Linked DNA regions of Mus musculus: regions 1 and 3 are each linked to region 2. A link is a contact called in ENCODE Hi-C or POLR2A ChIA-PET data. All regions are on one chromosome and are shown on one strand. Each heading gives the region's core, a stretch centred on a gene start or an enhancer-like site at or near the end of the contact. The rest is flanking DNA. Distances are from core to core; before and after follow the strand shown.

What was found. A loop is a pair of places that touch in the nucleus more often than their neighbours do. ChIA-PET counts read pairs that join two places held with the same protein, here RNA polymerase II (POLR2A).
Region 1: a map of v-Abl transformed pro-B cells shows a loop between it and region 2 (3-fold over the local background). The contact joins the promoter of Elp6 here to the promoter of Ptpn23 in region 2. A Hi-C loop is called at or near these places in 1 of 37 maps with a recorded cell type or tissue (v-Abl transformed pro-B cells). POLR2A ChIA-PET finds 5 or more read pairs at or near these places in 4 of 5 experiments (Patski and embryonic stem cell).
Region 3: a map of heart shows a loop between it and region 2 (2.5-fold over the local background). The contact joins the promoter of Kif9 here to the promoter of Ptpn23 in region 2. A Hi-C loop is called at or near these places in 8 of 37 maps with a recorded cell type or tissue (T-helper 2 cell, heart, left cerebral cortex and 1 more). POLR2A ChIA-PET finds 5 or more read pairs at or near these places in 3 of 5 experiments (Patski and embryonic stem cell).

The regions. Positions count from the first base shown.
Region 1 is chr9:110,302,255-110,306,573 of GRCm38, reverse strand. Elp6 (elongator acetyltransferase complex subunit 6) reads right to left here and starts at 1,382. Exons shown (of 7, transcript NM_001081381.1): 1 at 1,225-1,382. The coding sequence starts at 1,278.
Region 2 is chr9:110,406,600-110,410,921 of GRCm38, reverse strand. Ptpn23 (protein tyrosine phosphatase, non-receptor type 23) reads left to right here and starts at 2,712. Exons shown (of 25, transcript NM_001081043.1): 1 at 2,712-2,888. The coding sequence starts at 2,805.
Region 3 is chr9:110,474,384-110,478,544 of GRCm38, reverse strand. It overlaps Kif9 (kinesin family member 9), which reads right to left and starts at 1,551. Exons shown (of 21, transcript NM_001163569.1): 1 at 1,431-1,551. It overlaps Klhl18 (kelch-like 18), which reads left to right and starts at 1,851. Exons shown (of 10, transcript NM_177771.5): 1 at 1,851-2,079. The coding sequence starts at 1,951.

The DNA.
Region 1 (4,319 bases), core at 133-2,632, 100 kb after region 2:
GGTTCTTGGAACCCAAATTCCACTTCTATACTTGGTGCCAAGCCCTATATCCACTGTTCTATCCCCTGGCCCAATTCTTGACAAGGCCTCTGATGACAAAGATCTCCCAGTGACTGTGGTTCAGACGGGACTCTTATCACAGCAATCGCTGGAAAGCCCTATGAAGATGGTCTCTGCATTGCCTAACTACCTGCTGTAGTTCTGTAAGTAACAGACAACATTGGGACCAAGGGCTGTCACACACCACCTCAATGCTGTACCAACCTAGGGAAAACCTGTCCAATGCCTCTGGGTTTCAGCTGTGTCCCTCTCCTCCCTCCCCCCAATATAAAATGCCAAATCACACTGCCTGGCCTTGAAACACATTTCCCACCCAAAGTGGTCACTTCCTGCTGTCACTCTGGACCTGGGAAATGCCCTAGCAACTAGAAAAGTAGTCAGAACTGGAGGTCTGAACAGTCAAGAACTGTTAGGCAAATAAAACCCAGAAGGATCGCAGGGCAGTGGTGGCACACGCCTTTGATCCCAGCACTTGGGAGGCAGAGACAGGCAGATTTCTTGAGTTCAAGGCCTAGCCTGGTCTACAGAGTGAGTTCCAGGACAGCCAGAGCTACACAGAGAAACCCTGTCTCAAAAAACAAAAAAAACAAATAAGCAACCAAACAACCAAAATCCACAAGATCTATTTAAAGCTTTCCATATGTGGTGTGTTTGCTGCAAATTACAGAATAAAACAGATATACTCCTGGGAGAGGTAACCCCTAAGTGAAAATGTGAAAGACATTTCGAGGTTCCATGGAGAGTGAGGAGGTTGGGAAAAACAGAGGGGATGGAATATGCTGAGGCCTTTTTGCAACCAGATATCATCAGAACTAGGAAGAGTGCAAGCAGTGTTCCGTGCAACCTGTAAAATGTTCCATGGTGGAAGGAGATTCAGGACAGATAAAAGGATCTCCTCTAGGGCCTGCTCTGCAACCATCTTTGGGCGCCAGTGTGGCACGGAGCACATGGTCCTGGGGCTGGAAGCGAACACGCAAGATAGTCCAGAAACCCATCTTCCAAAGGCCCAGGAATGCGACTGCAGCCTCGGCGAGCCCTCTCCAGACTACAACTCCCAGATGCCCTCGGTTTACGGCAGACGCGCCTACTCCACCGCGCAGCGTCCCGGATGCAATCCTGCACGCTCCCGGGACCTGCCCTCTTCCGGTCCGCACGACATCTTACCTGCTCGGTCTTGTCTGGGGTGGTGCTGAGAAGGTTGTTGAGTTCCGGAAACATCGTGAACTGGGATAAAAATTATGGTTCTACAGAAAGAATGAAGGTCCAAGAACAGCACCCACAAGACCGTGCTCGCGAGCGCGAGAAAGCGCGCATGCGTGATCTCGCTGCCGGACTCGAGTCAGCCAATCAGGCTTGGGGTTGTGATGCTGCTGCTGCTGCTGCGCAAGCGCGTGAGCACGTATGCTCGTAAAGCTGAGCCTTAGAGCGATCTCTCATTCGGGCAATGGACCATTGTGCTGCTCTCAGTAGGTGCGGGTCCACACAGTGCTGGTGCTCCCTCACGATTTAGCACGAGCAGGCGAGCTTTCTCTTTCCGTTGCTCCCCCTCCCTCCGCACCTCCGGGTCTTAGTTGCTCCACGTCTTCCTAGTGTATTGCTCACAAACTTGGGCTAGATACATGGAACACATAGAGAAATGTTTGCAGGATCTTCGCAAAAAGAGAGAACAAACCTTACTAGCACAGAATTACATCCTGAAGAGCTTTTTGTATAAAGCAGAAGCCAGGAGGCCAAAGAGATGGCTCAGGGAATAAACGCTCTTCTTCCTCCCTCTGAAGACCACCCACATTGGGTTGCTCTACTTGTAACTCCAGCTCCAGGGGACCCGACGCCCTCTTCTGGGCTCTGCAGCACATGCACACACAATATACACAAAAAAATTTAAGGGGACTCAGAAGATTTTAGAGGACCCTAATTTGATTCTCATTATCCACTTGGCAACTTATAACCCTCTGTAACTACAGTCCCAGGGAATCTGATAGCCTCTTCTGGCCTCCAAGGGTACCAAGCATAGAAGTGGTGCACCTATACATACCATCAAAACGTATGCATAGTTTTATTTTAAATAAGCAAGGCCCTCCTCGGCCTTCTGCTAAAACAATAAAAGAACAAAAAAGAAAAGTCAGAGGGATACAGGTCAGTTGAAGAGTTCTTTCCTAGCATCAAAAACAACATAAAAAGCATGCTGCCAACATCTGTGATCTCAGCTGTCAGGAGGCTTAGGCAGGAGGGTTGCCAGCAAGTCTGAGCTTTGTGAAACTACCTCTAAAAAATAAAAATAATGGAACTGGGCGTTATGGGGCACACCTTTAATCCTAGTGTTCAGGAGGCAGAGGCAGGCAGATCTCTGGCAGTATGAGGCCATCCTGGTCTACAAAGTGAATCCAGGCTAGCCAGGCGAACACAGAAACCCCATCTCGAAAAAACAAGCAAGCAAACAAACAAAAAAGAGGAGGAGGAGGAAGAAGAGGAAGAAAGAAATATAAGCTAGTGGTGGTGGCACATACCTTTAATTTCAGCACTTAAGAAACAGAAGCAGGGCTGGTGAGATGGCTCAGTGGGTAAGAGCACCCGACTGCTCTTCTGAAGGTCCAGAGTTCAAATCCCAGCAACCACATGGTGGCTCACAACCATCTATAACAAGATCTGACTCCCTCTTCTGGTGTGTCTGAAGACAGCTACAGTGTACTTACATATAATAATAAATAAATCTTTAAAAAAAAAAAAAGAAACAGAAGCAGTCAGATCTCTGAATTCGAGACCAGCCTGATCTACAGATCAAATTCTAGGACAGCCAGATCTATACAGAAAAACAAAAACAAAACAAAACAAAAACACAACAAATAAACAAGTAAATGAAATAATGAAATATACAGAGGTTATATACAGAAACATACAGTTATGTAAAAACAATGAAAAAAAATCGGCCATGAATGTGAAAGAGAGCCAGGAGAGGGATATGGAGGGAGAAACGGGAAGGGGGATGGTATAATTATAAACTCAAAAGGCATAATTAGAAAGGAATAAAAGGAAATACAACTGCACCCGATCTCTGTAGGTACTGTAGAGAAAAGCAAGACTGGATAGAGATTTGAAATTAAGGTAGTTGTCAGAGGTACCTTCACTAAGAAATTGTGATTGGGGCTGGAGAGATGGCTCAGCAATTAAGAGCACTGTTTACTCTTCCAAAGGACCCAGGTTCAATTCCCAATACCCACATGGCAGCTCACATCTGTCTGTCATCCCCGTTCCAGGTGTTTGAGTGTCTTCTTCTGGCCATTTTAGGCACTGGTCATGTACATGTAAGCAAAACACCCATACATTTTTTTCCCTTGAGATAGAGTCTATGTAGTCCTGGCTATTCTGAAACTTTCTAGGTAGACCAGGCTGGCCTCAAACTCACAGACCTGCCTGTGATTTCTGGATGCTGGAATTAATGGCATGTATATCTATGCCTGGCACTAATACTTAAAAAAAATGGTATGGTGGGGATACACCTGTGTGCCCATCCTTGGGGGTATGCAGAGAAGTTCTGCTTTCTGGAATGATTCTCCCCCCAGATATCCAGCTGATGTGAAGCCACTCCAGGTGTTTGGTTCAGTTTTCAGTTTATCTTGGAGGCCTTCCCTGAGGGTCCTGCTTAAATCATGTGGTTTTGTTCTAACCTAAGGAGTCCCTCAGATCCCCAGGAAAAAAAAATCATTAACCAATGTAAAGCTTCCTGTATTGCAGTGCCTGAGCTAGCTGGCCTATGGCCTATTGCCAAAAGAGAGTTAGGAGGATTTGGGGAAAGTGTGTGAAGTTTAAGTAAATTTCCCATTTTTTGTTGTTGTTGTTTTTGTTTGTTTGTTTGTTTTTCGGAGATTTGTTTGCCTTTTCTTTATATATAATAAGGTAAAATGTAAATGGAGCAATGTTTTTGGTAAACTCAAAACTAAACACAGCTGTGTGTGAAAGGGTCAGTAATTGACCTAGATATTTTTCAAAAACTACAAGATTAAGATAAGGAACAAGCCGGCCCGTGGTGGCACACGCCTTTAATCCCAGCACTCGGGAGGCAGAGGCAGTCTGATTTCTGAGTTCTAGGCCAGCCTGGTTTACAGAGTGAGCTCCAGGACAGCCAGGGCTACACAGAGAAACCCTGTCTCAAAAAAACAAAAGCAAAAACAAAAAACAAACAAAAGAAAGGAACAAGATGTCAGCTCTGAAGCTCTACATGTGCGATGGAAGCCAAGGCTGACCTCTCTGAGTCAAGATGA
Region 2 (4,322 bases), core at 1,463-3,962:
AAGAAGAAGAAGAAGAAGAAGAAGAAGAAGAAGAAGAAGGAAGAAGAAGAAGAAGAAGAAGAAGAAGAAGAAGAAGAAGAAAGAAGAAGAAAGAAGAAGAAGAAAGAAGAAGAAGAAGAAGAAGAAGAAGAAGAAAGAAGAAGAAAGAAGAAGAAGAAGAAAGAAAAGTAAAAAAATTAAAGAAAGAACAACAAAAACAAAAACAAAAACAAAAAAAACCCACAAAACAACAAAAAACAAAAACCAAGACTTCCTACTACCCCCTACCCCCTCCCTGTTCTAGCTCACATTGATCCCTTCCTGGCCTCATTTTTGGGATCTAAGCTGTTGCTTCTCTTTGCTCAGCAGGGCTTCCCCTCAGCTGGGACTCACCTGTTGTTCCTGAGTTTTGCAGAAATGGTGTCTGTAATGTTGGTATAGGGGCAGGTTCTAAAGAAGCCCAAGCTGGCCTGGAACTTAATACATAGTCTAGGTGGGGCTTGCCTTCTCACTTGGGGGTCACTTCTCACATGCTGTGATTAAATGAGTGTGCTACCCCCCCCCCCCCCCCGGATAGCTTAGTGAAAGATCTTGTGCGCGCGCACACACACCTTAGTCTTGCAGTAAAGCATATCTAATGTAATCCTTACAATTTTAACCATTTGAAGGCGACAGCTTTTAGGTACACTAGCTATTGTACCACCCCTCCCCCCACCATCCATCTTCAGAGGGTTATAATTCATAATGAAACTCTTCCCACAAACAACTCCTTTTGTTCTCAAATCAATTGCCGTGACAAAAATACCTCAAAATTAAAAGGCATTTTGCCTCATAGCTTCAAGGGTTATCGTAGGGAGGACCTTGATGGCCGAGTTCGCCTCAGAGCATCCAGAAAGCAGAGACACAGAACGGACAGCTGCACTAGCTGGCTTCCGACTCTCAAAAATTAGCTTTATCGTGTCTCTGCATAATGAATTGGGGGGGGGGCACACACAGGCCGTGGTGTACAACTCTGTCCAGCCAGTTTTCAATCCTCCTATCTTTAGGTTGATTCCCAAGATTGTTCCCGTGTTTGTGTGGCAACACCTTAGCTTCCAAATCATCCCCCCAGCTTAACATACTCTTTAAACTTCATTTTTTTGTGTTTTGTTTTGTTTTTTTAAAGACAAGGTTTCTCTGTGTAGCCCTGGCTGTCCTGGAACTCACTCTGTAGACCAGGCTGGCCTCGAACTCAGAAATCCACCTGCCTCTGCCTCCCAAGTGCTGGGATTAAAGGCATGCGCCACCACCGCCTGGCTAAACTTCATTTTAAAAATTATTGTATGTGTATAGGAGTTTTGCTTGGCACATATGTATGTCTGTGTACCACATGTGTGCAGTGCCCACAGAACCCAGAAGAAGACTAAAGGTCTGGAACTGGAGTTATAGACTGCTGGGAACTGCCATGTAGATGCTGAAAATCAAAGCCAGGTCCTCTGGAAGAGCAGCCAGTGTTCTTAACAACCAACCCACCTCTCTAGACCCTAACATACTTTTAGTATGGAAATGTCTGTTACTTCTACAAAGAGGACGTGGGCCCTACCTGGGTCGGGGAAACCCGTCTTGTGAATCCAGAGTCTTTATTCTCGGGCTCTACATTGCCTCTAAATGCATCTGTCCTCATCTTCACACAAACTAGACCTGAAGTCTTGCGCTCCCTTCTACATGTTCCTCCCAATTTCCTCATGTCAGGTAACAGCCTGTCAGCTATCCACCTAAACCAGGCAGAAACTTGGAAATCAACTTTGATCTCATTCCCTAACATGTACCCACCCCAACTTAGGATACTTTTTTTTCAAAATAGTTCTCAGATGTTCCTCAAAGTGCATTATCTACCCACTTTTTTTTTTAAAGCCTTTTTCACCCAAAGCCACAATCACCGGTCTCCTAGAAGACTACAAAAGGTCACTCACTACTTTCTCCGTTTCCTTATTTTTAAAATTTGTTTGAGACAACGTATTGTTATGTTGCCCAGTCCAGCCTTGAAATGACCTAGTCTCTTCCCTCAATCTCCGGGGTGTCTCCATTATTTATGTCTAAAATTTAACAATACACACAACACAGCTTTAAAATTCCTGTTTCACAGGTGTCTCCAGAGACAAATGCTCGTCGCTGTATAGTTCCTTCCAGAGTCGCAGTCTTCTTAGGTGTTAACTTGGCTGTTCAATGTATCCTACTAAAAATCAAGAACTCCTCAGGCTGCAGAGGGTGGTGGTGTGGAGCAGTGTTCCTGCCCCCTCAACCGCGGACAGAAGGAATCCCTTGGCACTTTTAGCCTGAGTTCCATCCCGCCATACAGTTTGCATAGCTCATGGCTGTCTTCACAACCCCTCTCCCTAACATCACACTAGTCGTTCTCTATGCAGCACTAGTCCCCATCCTTCACCGCTCTCAAGATTTGGGAATTACAAATTCATGGGTGAGTTTTTGAAGGGCCCCCCCGGGAGGAAGAAGAACGTTACGCAAACCAGAAAATCCCAGCAAAGCCTCAAGCTTAGTGGAGGAGATCACTATTCCCAGAAGCCCCTTCACCGTGGATTGGGTCGTCTCTCCACCCAAGACCCTTCGCGCGAGAAGACCGAGCATGCGCGAAGAGGTGTGCGCATGTGCAAAAAGACTACCGGGGTGGGGGGGCCGGACTGCACCTCCCAACAGGCTGCGGGGGGAGTGCGTCACTCCGCGTGACGAGCAGCTTCCGGCGTGGAGGGGCGGGGTTGCGCGCGCGGCTGAAGCAGCTGCTGGACCTGGGAGGGGAGCGGCCCTAGGGCCGCTAGGCGCTACCCGCGATGGAGGCCGTGCCCCGGATGCCCATGATCTGGCTGGACCTGAAGGAGGCCGGTGACTTTCACTTCCAGTCTGCGGTGAAGAAGGTGAGCACACCTTCGCCGCGCATCTCCGTCGTCTGCCCGCGCGTGACGCCCCCCCTGCGCGCCTGTCCCTCCCCGGGTTCCGTCACAGGTCGGGCCAGGCGTTTTCCCTTAGGATGGCCCACCCCTCCCCGGCCGGCACATCATCGTTTTCTCCGACTGGCAGTGCATCATTATGGGGACCCTCTTCCGGACTTCTGTCCCAGACCACCCGCGTTTCTACCGAGGTTCAGCGCTTCCTTGCGATGACGCTCCTGGACCCAGCTCTGCCCTGTTCCTCCATGTCCAGGGAGCCCCCGCGGGGAGCGATGGCGGTCCAGGGTCTACGGAGTCCATGCTAGGCCCGGGCCTTGGTGGCCTCCCAGTTCAAGACTGGACTAGGAAAGAATGTGTGTTTAAGACCGGAGCCCGAGTGGTCCATAGGAATGTCTGGCTCTTAGAGTGTGTGACTGAGTGTGTGTCTGTGTGCAGTTGGATGTCTGACCCTCCAATTCTCTATGGTCTCCTGACAAAATTTCTGTTCCAAAGTTCCTTTGAACCAAAAAGACAGTTTCTTGTTGATGATTAGAGGGCTTGAATCACGCTAGGGCTCTTGGCATCCTATGAGTCATTGTGCTGGCTAGAGCAGTCGTTTGGAGCTCACTGAGGCAAGGGGTTTCCGTGGTGAGATCAGGTGTGGTGATGTGGAACTGGGTAACCTCCGAGAGGGCCGTAGCAGCAGTGGGCAGGTGGGGAGCTGGGAGGAGTCTTGGGGATTTAGCACAGCAGCGGTTGGAGTAGACAGTCTAGAATCCTTTACCACTCCGTGGTATTTAGGGAAAGGAGGAGAAAGAAAATGGGTTTGGAAGTAGTTTCCGATGGACTTGCCTCCTGGATTCTCTTCATATCACCACTTCCTCTGATCAGGCCCTACTTGCTTGAGGATAGGGTGAGGTGCATTCAGGTGCCGGGTGTGTGGATGTGGTGGTGGTCCAAGCTGTGAGTATCAGACCCAGACAGAGCCTGGCACAAGAAGCTAGGCAGGTGCTCTTCCACAGAGATATATGCCCCCAGCCCAGACTCCTTTCCCCACCTGTAAGACCAGCGTAGTAAGCCAATTGATCTAAATTTACAGACTTTTGTTAATTCTTTACCATCTTCTCTTTTTTTGTTTGTTTGTTTGTTTGGCTGTCCTGGAACTCACTTTGTTTGAGGCCTCTCAGAGATCCGCCTGCCTCTGCCTCCCAAGTGCTGGGATTAAAGGCGTACACCACCACCGCCCACCACCTGGCTACCATCTTCTGTTTAATATTATGAGGTGAATTTTTCTAAAATGTATCAAAATTGAGGAAGATAAAGACATAGTATATTGGGCCCTGGTTATACAGAGTCTTACAGAGTAAAGCCAGTATTTTTAGTTTCCCATTCAGGATTCTCTCTGACATAGCCTAATTCTTT
Region 3 (4,161 bases), core at 302-2,801, 69 kb before region 2:
CGTTGAGTATAACATCTAGAAGGAATTACAAAGAATCCAGAGAGTTCTGGAAGCGGGTTCACAGGCCAGCTCAAAGGCTGCTCCAGAGCTTTCCCCCCCGTTTCTGCCCTACAACTTCCAACGCGCGCGTGCACATGCAGCCCCCCCATCCGACCTTTCCAGGGTCCTCCGGATGCTCATGCCGCCGAGCATCCCTGGAGTCATGCGCAGTTGGCAACAAGCCTTTCCGAGGGTCTATACTCCTCTCGGGAGCCCACTAGCCAACAGTGCCGCGGAAGGAAGCACATGCCATTTCGCACTTACTGAGGTACTGCTTGCTACCGTTCTTATGCCGCTTCATTTATGTGGGCTTCAGCTCCCAAGTCAAATTACAAGCTGCTTGAGGATAAGGGTCGTGCCGTTTACCTCTTGTGATGCCCCCCACAAGGTCCAGAACAGCGCCCAGCACACACCAGGTGCTCAAGAAATGGTAGTTGATGGTGATACTCATGGCTGGAAGTCAGAGGGTGACTGAATCTCCATAGGTGGGTCCACCATCTTCAGCCACTACTGAGAGAGTGCCAAGGTATGTGATATGTCACTCCCCTCCCACACTACTCTAATCCCTGAACTTGCAGCGTTCTGGGGAGGATACTTCATTTCCCAGTACAAGAAGCCATGCTCAGTCTCAAGATACCCTCCCATTAGGTAGTGTTTTTTCCCCCTCAGGATGGAATACTCCCAGAAATCTGAACACAGTCCTTACATACTTCACATAATAAAGTGACTCTGACGAGCCACCAGGAGACCTCTGTGCTGAGAGAGTCAGTGTTTCTCCATTTGTTTTGGGCTTGGGAATGAGCAGGATATACATTAACACCCACGAAGGCTTGACAAGAAGTCAATGGGATTACTCATAGGCACTAGGCGTTCATACCTACCATGCTCTTACCTCGATCAGGGATAAAGACTAAGAAACAAACACCCTTTAAACCCACAACACTGGGTCCTACTGCATCTCAGCATGAGATGAACCCAAAGTTTGCACCCAGGCAAAACTGGCCACTCTCCTATTTCTCACCCAGTGTGTGGAATGCTTTTCTAAAATGTGTGTGACAGATTGCCTTGGTCCCATTCCTGTGCCCCTCTAGAGGGTTTTCCTCTTCGGTAGTTAGAAGGCTCTAAGTGATGACACCGTGTCTTAATGATCTCTGACACTCAAACTCACGCCCTCTCCGTCTAAGGCAAGTCGTGGGACCTCAGTGGAGACTCGTGGGACTAAGGAACATCAGAAACTCCTAGCTCCCCTAAGCTGCGACCAGGTTGAAAGGAGCATCTCCAGGGGTGTCTCCGATTTTTTTTTTTTTTTCACAAATAAAAGAACCAAAGGAGTTAGGAACCCAGCCACTGACAGCAGCTGGGAGGATATCCCCACCAGGTTTCCCTTTTACCTAACGCCACCGGCTCGTGACCACTGCTCACCTCGCGGGGCAGTGGCGCTCGGGTAGAGCGACCGCTAGAACTGCAGCAACTTGAGGGAGCTCTGTTCGCAACCAGGACAGCTAGCCGACTGGCTGTGTACACAGTCGCCATGGCAACAGGAAGCCTGCAGGGATTACGGAAGTAGTGTAGGGTGGTGGCGGAATTTAAGCCCACATTTCTCCGTTAAAGATACAGGGAAAGTCAGAGCTGAACAAAGAAGACAGAGATGGAGTCAATTAACCTGGAAGGCTTAGAGTAGCTGTATATGCGAAGCCTGAGTTTGAGTTACGGGGGGAAAAAGGCTATGTATAAACCAGGAAGCGGGGCAGCGAGACTTCCGGTGTCGAGGACTTTGTGGGTACGGTGGCCGCGCAGGCCAGTGAGATTCCGGCTTCGCGTTCTGGGCAGCCTTCAGCGTGAGCCCTTGCCCCGCCCTGGTTAGTGTGAAGCCTGCTGGCCAGGCCTGCGCAGTTGCGGCGGCCGGGGAAGATGGTGGAGGACGGCGCGGAGGAGCTGGAGGACTTGGTGCATTTCTCCGTGTCGGAGTTGCCTAGTCGCGGCTACGGCGTCATGGAGGAGATCCGGCGGCAGGGCAAGCTATGCGACGTGACGCTAAAGGTACCATGGTCTGGGCGGTGGCTGGCTGAGGGGAAAGGGACTGAGCGGGAAGAAAAGGGTGGTGGACAGGGGAAGAGTGGTCCAGCCGACTGTGGGTGGAGAAAGGTTAGAGGGGAACAGAGTAGTAGAGAGCGGTGCCAAGCGCAGAGGGGGAAATGAGGCCAAGTTGGGAGAGTAAAGGGGACAGCCGTTCAGCCATTGGAAGGAAAGATTGAGAGGTGTGCCTCTGACGCCCTAAGAGCAGGAGACATTGGGGTATCCGCCTCCTTTTCTGTCATACAGAAAAGAGAAAATGTTCTTACAGGCAGACCATGGAGGAAGGGGCGGTGGCTGACTCCACATTCCGATGGGTACCACTAAGACATCCTATCTTGTCCTAAAGTCATTTCTTTGGGCTCCTTGAAGTTGGCTGTGCTGTTGTAAATGCTAAGCCTTCTCTTCAGGAGTCATTGCTTGCCCTTGGCGCTTTTAGAATCGGATCTGGAAATCTTTTGATGTGGGCTACTCTCTTCCATGCTGGAAAACAATCTACTGTCACCACCTTAAAAGGTCCTGGAGGCCAGGCTAAAGGACTGTTTGGGGAGAGGGATATTTTTGCCACCTGTTCCCATCCAGCATTCTGGTCTGGTGTCAAGGGCCAGTGCCCCCTGTGCTTTGAGTCGTGCAGGGCTGCACCTTGGTGCCCTGCTGAGCCAGGTAGATCCCTCCAGGTGGGGATACTGCCTGCCTGTGGTTTTTCCTGTTGGACCTTGCCTGGAAGGCTCTTACTGTCTCGGTGTGACACTCCCTCTTCCTGTTTCAAAACAACAGAAAGACACAGACACCTCTTAGACTTTATCTTCTACTGAGTTAAGGAAGCATTGCTTCTCCATGTATTCGAGTCAGACTGGTAGGAATGAATAGGGTGGCTCCTGGGCAGTGGTGGAGCACTCTTTTAATCCCAGCACTTGGGAGGCAGAGGCAAGCAGACCTCATGACCAGCCTGGTCTACAGAGTGAGTTCTAGGACAGCCAGGTCTATGAGAAACCCTGTCTCAAAAAAAAAAAAAAAAAAAAAAAAAGTTGAATGGTTAATGGTTTGGCACTTTAAAAAGCAAAACAAACTGAGGGTGGCTTTGGAGAAAGAACACACTAGCTGTAACCATGGGCACATTACTTAATCTCTTTAAGTTTAAATTTCGAAATGTGAAAATAATTTTTGTTCTTTGTTTTTGGTTTTTCAAGTCAGGATGTGAGCCATCACCACTCAGTTTAAAGATGATTCTTTTTTGTTTGTTTGTGGGGTTTTTTTTTTGTGTTTAATGTTTGTTTGTTTGTTTGTTTGTTTGAGACAGGGTTTCTCTGTGTAGCCCTGGCTGTCCTGGAACTCACTTTGTAGACCAGGCTGGCCTGGAACTAAGAAATCTGCCTACTTCTGCTTCCCAAGTGCTGGGATCAAAGGTGTGCGCCACCATTGTCCGGCTTAAAGACGATTCTTAAATCTCACCATTAGTGAGGATTAGATATTTGGTATTCTTTGTATAGCACCTATGTTAACTTTTTCATCAATCCTGAAAGAAATGGATCTCTAATTAGAGTAGTGAAATGGTCTGAGAAGGGGCAGATCGTCTCAGATAAGATAGGGAAACCAAGAGGATTAAGAAAAAATAAGATGGATTAGAGGAGGCAGAAGATGGCAAGGCCAGTAGAGATTTGGAAGCAGACTGATTTAACTGTGGCACCGACCTTTGGGATGTAGAGGCTGCTGAAAGGCAGTAATAAGAAAGAAGTTTTTCGCTAGGATTTAGGCTGTGTGCTGGTGACAAGCTGAGTGGGGAAAGGGACTCGCTGCCAAGCCTGATGACTTGAGTTGCATCCCTGGGACCCACATAGTGGAAGTGAGAACTGACCCCTGAAAATGGCCCTCTGCCCTCCGTAGGTGTGCTGTGGCACCTGCACGCTCTCTCTCTCTCTCTCTCTCTCTCTCTCTCTCTCTCTCTCTCTCTCTCTCTTTCTCTCTCTCACACACACACAAAGAGACGGCAGAAAAAGAAAAGTGTTTGTTTTTAAAGATTCGGGCTGTAAGAGGTGAGCCAGTAAGGAA